Linked DNA regions of Homo sapiens: region 1 is linked to region 2. The links are chromatin loops, found by intact Hi-C in ENCODE. Cell type or tissue: HCT116. All regions are shown on one strand. Each heading gives the region's core, and the rest is flanking DNA. Links, peaks and the distances in the headings are about the cores only.

What was found. Hi-C counts contacts between places; a loop is a spot of excess contacts. Peaks named below come from ENCODE experiments on the same cell type or tissue, not always from the same donor. Only the 100,000 strongest peaks of a DNase experiment are listed, where the experiment ranks them.
Region 1: a loop joins it to region 2, with 13 times the contacts of the local background. A loop is called at or near these places in 3 of 110 quality-filtered maps.

What each region holds. Positions count from the first base shown.
Region 1 is chr1:30,406,560-30,411,924 of GRCh38, reverse strand. No RefSeq gene overlaps it. Among named protein-coding and RNA genes, the nearest start is that of MATN1-AS1, 310 kb to the left of the region's middle. In HCT116, for the core only: a CTCF peak has its summit at 3,030 (motif pointing left); a DNase peak (open chromatin) is centred at 3,033.
Region 2 is chr1:30,682,599-30,687,963 of GRCh38, reverse strand. No RefSeq gene overlaps it. Among named protein-coding and RNA genes, the nearest start is that of MATN1-AS1, 33 kb to the left of the region's middle. In HCT116, for the core only: a CTCF peak has its summit at 2,737; a DNase peak (open chromatin) is centred at 2,463; H3K4me3 peaks cover 1,408 bases; H3K27ac peaks cover 573 bases.

The DNA of each region.
Region 1 (5,365 bases), core at 290-5,289, 280 kb after region 2:
TTTACACACTCACTCGGTAGATTTCATGCTGCAAATGAATTCTTTTTAAAAAGCTGTATCTTTTCAGGAGTTCACGACTTTTCTCAATTTATCTCCCTTAACAGATCTTCCACAAGAATGAACAAGAGATGCTCTCATTTAAAAGAAAAGAAACAGAAAAGGTTATCAGCTAGTAGAGAGGAAATTCTGCTCTTAACATAATGTAGCTTAAAAGAAAATGCTGCATTTTGTCAAAGAGTCAGCGATGAGCCTCTTATCACATATTTGCTCATAAAGGCAGAAAGGAAGAATGCTAGCATGCCAGTGTCCCATCGTTAACGGGTGGAGGAGAAGAGCAGGCGGAGGAGGAGAACGATTTCTATGGGATTCTCAAAGTAAATGGGCAATTTTCATGCACATGGAGAATCTACTTCTGCAGACTGAGTTCAGGCCAGACCTGCTCTGTCAAAGCCCGACAGAGAGACCCGAGATGGTGAGGGCGGGAGAGGGACAGCGGAGGACCGTGCTATGGCTTGAGTGTGTTTCCCAAAGTTCCTTGTGTTGGAAACGTAATCCCTCATGCAACAGTGTGGAGATGTGTGATCTTTCAGTGATTAATGGATGAATGTGAAATGAATTCATGTCATTATGGTGGGAGTGGGTCTACTATAAAAACAAAGTAAGCCCCTTCTTACCCTCTCTCACGCACTCTCTCACCATGTGATGCCCTATGCCACATTATGACACAGCAAAAAGGCCCTCACCTAGTGCAGCCCCTCAGTCTTGGACTCCCCAGCCTCCAGAACCATGAACCGAATAAACCTCTATTGTGGATAAATTACTCAGCCTACAATGTTCTGTTTCAGCCACAGAAAATGGCTGAAACATTTGGGATTCTGGAAGGGACAGGCAGAGCGAATGAGAGCTGTGGAAATGATAACCCCTCCATGGGTCCAGACTTCACTGTCTAAAAGGTCACTCTAGACCCCCAGCTCAGGGTGATGCCTGCTGCCTTTGATCAGGTGAGTCTTCTGTGCCGGTGTTAGACACTTCACAAAGAATAACCAAGAGTTGGAGGGCAATGCATCATTTCATGAAAGAGGAAATTGAGGCTAAGGGAGGGGGAGGAACCTGCCCGGGGTCACACATCCAGCAGGCAGTGAAGCGGGACACCAATCCCAGATGTGGGACTGTGGAGCCCACAGTCCTGACCCCTGGGGTGTCCTGACTGGGGACTGGGGAGGGAGCCCGTCTATCAGGCGCTGGGCTGAGCATGTTACCTGGTAAAGGTTATCTCACTCCCTACTGCAGTCCTGGGAGGGGGCATTCTTATCCCCACCCCTGGCTCAGAGCAGTGAGGTCACTGGCCGCCCAGGGCCATGGAATCCTGTGCTTGGAGGAGGGTCCAATTCCCTCCACTCACGCGACACCCAGGGGCTCTTCCCTGCAGAGTGGCCCCTGGGACACAGCATTTCCCGAGCACCCTGCCCCTCTCTCCTTCCTGTGCCTGCCAGCACTCAGGCTCCCACCCACCCCTCACCCTGGTGCTGCTGTCCAGCCCCCTCCTGGGCTTGCTCTGCTTCCAGGCCCCTTGCTGGGCTCACCCACCATTACTGCAGCATCTCTGCCTGGTCTGAGAGGAGTCCCTGCTGCTGGGCTGATGGGAGAGAGGCTGGTTCACTCCTTCCAGGCAGTGTGAGCTTTAACAGGTGCTCCCAGAGACAGCGCACTCCACTGCAGTGGCCACACACAGCTTAAGAGTTGGACCTGGGGTACCATGTTGTCCAGAGGCATGATGCCCTGGTCAGGGGACAGAGGTGATGGGAGAGAAAGAGTTATTTATTCTTTGTGGGCTGCCTGGGGTTGTGTCCAGCTTAGGCCTTGACTTACTGTGTGATCTTGGACAGTAACTCCCCCAGCCCCTCTTCCCTTGCTGCCCCAGACCTCTCTGACTATAAGGTTATATGGTGGGTTAACTCAAGGGCCATTCCTAGCCTCAATTCTCTGGGAGCACCTGAGCCCTGGATGAGGGGTTCCACTACATTTCTGTAATCCAGGACGGCCTGGGCCGCTGGAAGTTCAGGGAGCTCACAAGAGAGCCCGAGAGAGGCCTGAGGTCCAGGCTACCATGCTTTGGAGCTGCCAATCCCCCCTCCTTCCCACTAGAGACCTCCTGTCATTGACTGTGACTCAGCTCTGCCCTCTCCCTCCTTCCCACTAGAGCCCTCCTGTCATTGACTGTGACTCAGATCTGCCCTCTCCACTCCATCCTCAACCCCAAGAGTCTTCACACCAATCTGCACCCCAGCTCCAAGCACAAGGCATTACAAGAAGGTCCAGTGGTTCCTACTTTAGACTACACAACAAAAGAAATGAAAACCCAGCCCACCGAGGCTTGGCCCCTGTGGGGATTTCCTTCCCCTGCTCCATCAGCCAGACAAGGCACCTGCATCGTGGGTCCTTCATTCCATGTGAATGGAAACCCCGGTCCCTGGCAGAAGTATTCATGCTTTGGTTGCATTTAAATTGCTGTTCTCTGGGCCATTTTCATCCCCTTCTTTTCCAGCCTCCAGCCTCTCATTTCTGGGGCTCCCAGCCCTCCCTCTCTAATGCACCCTTTTGTGTTGCTGCAAATTGCCTTCAGTTCCATCAAAGCAGACTGCCAGCTTTCCATAAAGTCCAAATTTCCTGGCCCTGAAGGAGAGGCTGGCTCTCCACCTTCTTTCCTTCCCTCCCAGCCAGGCACCAAGCCCTCATTGTCTCAGCCACAAAGGAGGAAGAAAGAGCACCTGGGACGTGACAGGAAGGTCTCCCCTGTGGCCATAAGAGCAACTCTCCATGAAGTGCATGAACCAGCCCAGTGGGCCCACCTTCCACGCGCACCCAGGAAGAAGAATTCACATGATCATCATGAAATAACATGGGTCATAACTCATGATCATGGAGCCCTTCCTGTGGGCCGGATGCCGAGCTGGGTTCTTTCAGGCACTCTCTTAGTCCTCACCAGAACTCTGTAAAGTGGGTGCTATGACTATCCTTACTCTACAGACATTGAGGCTTAGAGAAGTAATAAGCTCCCCCCAGTGGTCGGGTGTGGTGGCTCACGCCTGTAATCTCAACACTTTGGGAGGCCGAGGTGGGCGGATCACGAGGTCAGGAGATTGAGACCATCCTGGCTAACACTGTGAAACCCCGTCTCTACTAAAAATACAAAAAATTAGCCGGGCATGGTGGTGGGCGCCTGTAGTCCCAGCTACTCGGGAGGCTGAGGCAGGAGAATGGCGTGAACCCGGGAGGCGGAGCTTGCAGTGAGCCGAGATTGTGCCACTGCACTCCAGCCTGAGCGACAGAGCAAGACTCTGTCTCAAAAAAAAAAAAAAAAGCTCCCCCCAGTTCACACAGCTAGTAAGCAGCAGAGCATGTCAGAGCCCTGCATATGCTGATGAGCGAGCCCTGTGTATATCTAGGTGTCCCCACACCAACAAGCCCTGCCCATGGGCATTGAGAATGCACTCCTGTTTCACTGATGACACAAATTCCCATGTGCAGTGATGCATGTGCCCTCGTGGACACAGGTAATCCCGGTGCCCAGGTATCCCTGATGCAGCCTGGCCAGATGGCCTTTGGATTTAATGATGGATCCCAAAACACCCTCCACTTATGCCCCACTCCAGGCCCAGGGGGCTGCTTGGTAAAATGATCATGAATGAGTGAATGAGTGCTGCGTGATCATGAATGAATGATCTGAGTGCTCCCTCCCCACATCCTGGTGGCAGCCATGGGCACTAGAAGGACCCACAGATCTCCGCTCCTTCCTCCCCTTAAACTCATTTGCCCATTTATAAGCCTCTCACACCCACTGCCTAGGCGGGGAAGCCAGCCTTCCTCAGCGACAGAGACAGTAAACCGAGGCTGTCCTGGCTGAATCAGCTCCAACGTGGGCTATCAGGCATGTGAATTATGGGCTCCCAGCACTTCATCACCCTGAGTCACTGTCTTATCTTTATTCATTCTGGCAAATTAAATTAGCACTGCCTTTCTAATCTTTTCTCCAGAGCCACAATAGTGGCAAAGAGAGAACTGGGGAGGGGGATCTTGGCAGTTATTCTGGAAAGAACACCTTGCCAATCCAAGGGGGGTGGGGGGCAAGTCACCTTGTCTGGTGCAATGTCTGATGTACTTTTGATCTCGGCTCCCTGCCTCCAAGAGGCCCACTGCCTTGTAAAATGCCAGGCAGGCAGACCTCCTGGGGATGAGGTTTGGGGCCTTCCCCAGGATGAGACAAATTTCTTTTCTTCATTTCCTTTCACCACTGAAGAGGAGTCAGCAACTCTCCTCCAACTCAGCTGACCCGGCTGCAGGAATACGATCCCATTTCATAGAGATGGATGTGGAGGCTTAGAGGTGTCAGGACAGGAGACTCACCAGAGGCAGGAGCAAGTAAGGGTCATGTGGACCCAGGACTGTCGCCCCCCCATGTGGGGGTCCCTAGTGCAGAGGCTGCATCTTGTCCCTGGTGGGCACCCTGGGGGTGCTTGAGAGGCTTTGGGTTGTGCCCACCTCCGGCCGCTCATGGCTCAGCGATTAGCTGCCTAAGTGGCTCTGGGCGTAGGCTTGATGATCAAATGCTGGGCAGGTCTCTCTCCTTCCATCAGTGCATCTGGTTCAAAGCTAAGAAAAGAGAAGTAACCTGTGCTAGGTGCAGATGGATCCCCCTCCGCCTCTGTGTCACTAAGGGCACGCGGGTGGAATGCAGAGTGCGTCTTGGCGGCTGGACTTGGGAGAATTAACTTCTCCACTCAGGGCTTACATTTCAGGCTGCTGTGAGCAGAGGCAGTTGGTGATGAAGCGGAGCGGGAGGTGGGGAGGGGAAGGTGCGAGCTCCCAGCCCTGATGCTCCAGCGTCTATGGCTTCTCTGCTTCCTCTCCCCATCGCAATTTGTGTGTATATTAATCTCTCCCTATCTTTTTTCTGTCTTGCTATCTGTGTCTTTTTTCCCTCTCTGCTCTACACTCCATTTTTCCCCACCGTCTGTCTGAATTGTATCTGTCTCCCTCCATCTCTGTCAGGGTTTGCGTCGGGGCTCTGCGTGGTGTGTGTGTGTGTGTGTGTGTGTGTGTGTGTGTGTGTTTCTCACTCCCTGGGTGGGTGCCTCCATCACACTCATTTTTAGAGCCTTTCCCAAAGGTTCTCTTTCTCGTCCATGTGTGTTCGTGTGCACACACGTGTATGTGTTTTGTGTTTTTTTTAATGTATTTTGCTGCCTCTGTTATCCTCTTGGTGTCTTGTTCTCCTTGGTTTTGTTCCCCCCTCTCTGTGTGACTCTCTCCTCTCTCCACTCTTCTCTCTCTGCAGCTGGCCTCTCTTACCCCATCCCTCTTGTGT
Region 2 (5,365 bases), core at 234-5,233:
TGCAAGGCCCTGAGGACCAGGGTCAGGCCATGCACCCATGGGGGGTGTTGAGTGGCTCCTTATCTCTCTCTCTCTCTCTTTCTCTTTCTCTCTCGCTCTCATCTACTCAGTCAGGCTGGTCTATCAGACTCTTGCTCTATTTCTTCCCTCTTGTTCTCTCTCCCTTGTATTCACTTGATTCTTCCCCTAGAAACCCAGATGGAGGAAAGGGGGTGACAGGAGGATGGGCACTGTGGAGCCTTGTGGTCTGCGATTAGAACCCTTGGGTTGACCCTGAGTGTGATGAGGATGCGAACCTTGGTGGTTTGGGAGCAGAGGAGTGACATGCTCTGATTGATGGGTTACTGTGACTGGCTGCTGGGTCGAGGAGAGTCTGCAGAGGGTGGGCGTGGATAAAGCAAGGCATCCCTGTGGGCAGGTGAGAGAGGCAGGTGGCTGGACCAGGGAAGTCATGGTCATGGGAAGTGGTCAGTTTCTGGCCATGTTTTGAAGTTAAAGCCATCAGGATTTGCTGGCGGATTGAATGTGGGTGTGGCAAGTGAGGTGTCAAGGAGGACTCCAAGGTTTAGACTGAGCCACTAGACGGATGGAGTGTCATTCATGGAGATGGGGCAGCTGTGGGAGGAGCAGTCTTGGGGACTGCTGGGGACAGCAGCGAGTCTGGAGTTAAGTTTTGGATGCTGAATTTGAGAAGCCCATTAGACCTCAGAGAGGTGACATGGAAAAGGCAGTTGGATATAAGTACCTGGAGCTCCAAGCTGGAGAAACACACTTGGGGGTTTTCAATGCTCAGTCCCTATTTAAGCCTTGAAACTGGCTTGGGCCATCTAGGCAATAAGGCTAGACAGAGAGAAGAAGAGATCTGAAGACCCAGCCCTGGGGCATTCCCATATTTGGAGGACATGGTGATGACAGAAACAGGCAAAGGAGGCTGAGGAGGGGTCCCAGTGCTTCCTCCCCTTCCCTGGAAGCCCCCAGACCCAGCCTGTGGACCTGCCCAAGAAAGAAAGATGCAGAAAAAAAATAAACCCTTCCAACTTGTATTGGGAGTCAGAGGGGAGGTAGTACATGATGTGGGGGTTGAAATCGGAGCACTGGAAAAGGCCAGATTTGGACACACAGGATTTACAAAAATAGCAGTTAAACAGCCTCTTCTCAAGTTGATGAGCTGCTAGAAAAAGCCGCACTAAATTAAAGGGTTGTGCTGTCTCTGCACTTAGATTCCCCGCTCCTCTCTCCCTACTATCTGCTTCAGCCCCCCCAAGGAAGTCCCACAGCCTCCCCCCTCTCTCATTCCTTTTTTTTTTCCTCCTCCCTCCTCCCCCAGAGCTGTACCCTGAGAGGTTCCAGTGCAAGCAGAGAGCTGCGAAAGGGAGGAGGGCAGGAGGCGGACAGCTCTTCTCCCTCAGCACCCACCCCAGCCCCTGCGTTCCATCCCTGTCTAGGAGCCATGGAGGATCCCAGAGGGTCCCTCCTGCTGACAGGTGCCCCTGCCTCTACCTCCACCTCCTCTTAACAGTGGGGGTGGGGGAAGTGCAGGACCTAGGGGCTCTTGACTTCAGCTCCTCTCCCCTGAGGAACGAGGCCCACATTCATGGCTAACCAAGACTGGCCTTAGTGGCTTCGCACCTGCTGGGCCTCCACTCCCTCCGCAGCCTGAGCTGGGAAGGACCCTGTCTCCTGGCTGCCCCCACCACCTATAGCTCCTGGCGGGGGTGCATTTCAAGATATTCAGGGAGGAGGAAGCTGAGCCTAGGTCTGCAATCTCTTACCGAAAAGAAATTTATAAAATGCGTAAGGCATAGCACTCACGCAGCTGGCACTAACTGGGTGGCCACCCCGCTCGGCTGCAGGTGAGGAGGTGGGGGCTCAGGGAGGTCGAGAGGAGCAGAGGAGGACCTAAGTCCAGCTCTGCCTGCCACTCGGCCCTGGGTCTTTCCATTGTTGGGGGCGGCTCCGAGGCTTTGTTATTCATTCACTCATTCCTCCAGAACACCAGAAGCCCGGCCCCTGGGAAGCTTGGGTCCAGTAGTGGCCCCAGAGAAGACAGGGCAGGGGCCCAGAGGGGTGCAGAGGAGCTGGGGAGGGGAGGACACTGGTTTGCTTGCGAGGAGCAGGGGAAGCGAATGGGGCGCTCTGCTGGGAGGCACTGAAACCCACTGGTACTGGCTTAAGTCACAGCTGGGACCTGACTCCCAGGAGAGGTGAGGTGGGGAGGGCAGCAGGACCTGAGGGAGGGGACTGCCCTTTCTCCCTCTCGGGTCCCAGCTCAGGGCCAGCCTTCCGCCTCCCGCCCTCCGCCTCCAGCCCTCCGTCTCCCGCCTTCCCTCGCTCAGGTCCAGCCTGTGGACAGGGCCCGGTCCGGGTCTCGGGGCAACCCAGGAGTTGATTGGTCCGACTGGGTTCAGGTGTCCACCCCGGTCCAATTAGCTGTGGCGGGGGCGTGGCCACACATCATATGCAGGTGCCCGGGGCCGTCCTAGGGTCCAGAGAGGGCGGGCGTTGTGGGGCGGCGTCCCAGGGACTGTCAGGGACTGGAAGCCCAGGGCCGGGGGAGGGGGCGGTGTCGGGGGCTGTGGGTGACGTAGGGCGGGTGGCGGGCGGGGCGTCGCTGTGCTAGGACGCAGAGGGGACGCGGCCCTGCCGGTCGCCGCGCGGTGGCATCTCTCTCCGCTGTCACCTGGAGCAGAAGGAGCTTTCCCGGAGGAGCCTCGCTCTCCTCACAGCGCCCTCTTTCCTTCTCCGCTTTGCTCATCACGCTGGTGCTGGTTTAATTCATTTGTCGGGTTCCTCGACGGTCGTCCTTGTTCCCACTGGAAAGTCAGTTCCCGGGGAAGGGGGCCCCCGTCTGTCTCTTTCCCAGCCAAGAGGCTGCTGGGCCCGGGAGGCGCCCACCGTGGGGGAAGTCGGAAGTTATTTAATATTATTAACAGCTGTTAACATTAATTGAGCACCCAGTGTGTGTGGGCCCCGTGCTGAGAGCCTCTCACCCGCTGTCGCATTTGATCCCCACAACAGCCCCTGGCAGAGGTGACAGTGCTGTCACCTTGTTACAGATGAGGGATCTGAGACCCTTAGAAGCAAAGCGCCAGACCACATGGGTAGCAAAGCCAGGACTTGAGCCCAGCCTGTCTGACTCCAGGTTCATCCTCAGAACCATGCACCATGCTGCCCTGCTGTGTGCCAGGCCTTGTGCTGGGAACACAGATGGAGGATGCACTGTCCAAGTGGGGCCCATGGTGAGTCAAGGAGTTGAGCTCTTCACAGTGGGTAATGAAAGGTGTTGGTGTTTGGCTGACTCCCCTGTCTGGACCTCACTCAACGGATGGGAAAACTGAGGCCCAGATTGAGGCAGGGGCTTGCCTGATGTGACAGAGCCCAAGTCCTCCAGGTGGGACGTGAGAGATGAAGGGGGGTGGTCAGAAGCTGTAGGTCCCTCTGGTGGTGTTTGTTCTCCAAGGATGCAGAGCTGAGGGGCTCAGACCCTTGGCCGTCCAGGGCCCAGCACAGTCTTGGGTGGGGTGCGAGGCTTACTGTGTGGGCTCCAGGGGAATTAAGTGAGCAGCCAGCCATGTGTGGGTGGATGGAGCAGAGATGGGAGGGAAAGGGCTACTCCCTTGAATTCAGGTCATGTGGACATGATGTCAGGGCAGGTGGTTGGAAAAAACAAAACAAAAAACAAAACAAAACAAGACCAAACAAACAAACAAACAAACAAACAAACAAACTAACTATAGGAAACTACAGAAACAACAACCCAACCTTACAGAGTATTATTCAACATATTTGGTGGGTACTGAAGACCGAGAACTTTCTAAAGTTGAAATGTTGTGAAGTTGTCACTTTGTAAAGAAAGAAAGAGTCAGTAGGGCCTGTACCAGTAGGGATGGAGGTGGCCTTTGTCCCTGATCCCCCCTGGGAATCCTCCTGCACTCCCAGGAAGGGTGGTGACGAAGGTCTCTGTGACTGGCCACTGTAGTGGAGCTGGGGGCTGCACGATAGCATTGACCCCCTTGGATTTGTCTTGGCTGCCTGGAGATAATGGTTTTTCCCCCAAAGCCCTTGCATTCTCCAGAAGGGACCTTGTCTAGTTGTCCCCTGCTGGTCCCCAGGCTCAGCATGGTGCCAAGTAGTGTGCAGTGGACGAATGAATAAGTGCAAAATCCTTTACCTTTTCCCTGACACTCACTCAAGTACGCACGCAGGGCAGGGGCTATATAGCAAATTGTACAAGGTTTACACAGCACCCACTTAGGACTGGAACTCCTGTTCCTGGGCCCACAGAGCAGTTCCAGAGAAGGAGAGGTGCCAGACCTTGCAGCGCAGTGGATGGAGGCTCTGGAAATGGAGAGCATCTGGGTTTCAACCAGCCTGGGCAAAAAAGTGAGACTCAGTCTCTACAAAAAGAAAGAAACATTGGCAGGGTGTGGTAGTGTGCACCTGTAGCCCCATCTACTTGGATGCTGAGGTGGGAGGATCCCTTGAGCTCAGGAGTTTGAGGCTGCAGTGAGCTATGATCGAGCCACTGCACTCTAGCCTGAGTGACAAAGGGAGGCCCTGTCTCAAAAAAAAAAAAAAAAAAAAAAAAGAAACAAAGAAAAGAAAGAAAGAAAAGAAAGTATTTCATTGTGGGCAGCATGCTAAACTTCTGAGTCTGTTTCCTTTTCTATAAAATGCTACTTCAGAAGCTATTTTCAAGAATTAGGAAAAAGAAAAGCATGTGGACCACTTAGCACAGAGCTGGAGGGCTAGGCATGTAGTAGACAAGGAAGGAATGATATTATTTAGGATGATAATGACGATTGGCCATGAGGGCAGGGGTCTCATCTGTCTTGTTCACTGCAGCATCCCTACGGCCTGCCCTGGCCTGGCACATAGTAGGTGCTCAGTGCATGTAGCCCCTAGACTCCACTGCCAGCAGCCTGAGGTCTTCTCTGTGCAGTTGGATGGATCCTTCCTGATCCCCCTCCCACCAGAGACAGCAGCAGACTCTCAAGGAAGGAGCAATTTCACGGGATTCTCAATCTCTCTTTTTCCCTTCAGTGCCGATCCATTTCCTTATTGGCTTCAGTGGCTTTGTGTGCCAGCTTGTCTCTGGCAGAGCTGGTGGCAAAATGACAGGGAGTCAAGGTCTTCATGCCCTTTGCTTCAGCTTTTATCCACTTGATTTCATGGGGCTGGAGCTGTAGCTGCCACTCAGCTGGAGAAATGTCAAAATGAAGTTAAATCACAGGATGCAGGCAGGTGACAGGAGAACACTTGTCACCCACCTCTTGGCTATCCCCCTGGTCCCAAGCCCTCAGCAGGGAGGGATCATTGTTCCCTGAGGGCCCAGCTTATTTTGTCTGCGCTTCTCCATAATCAC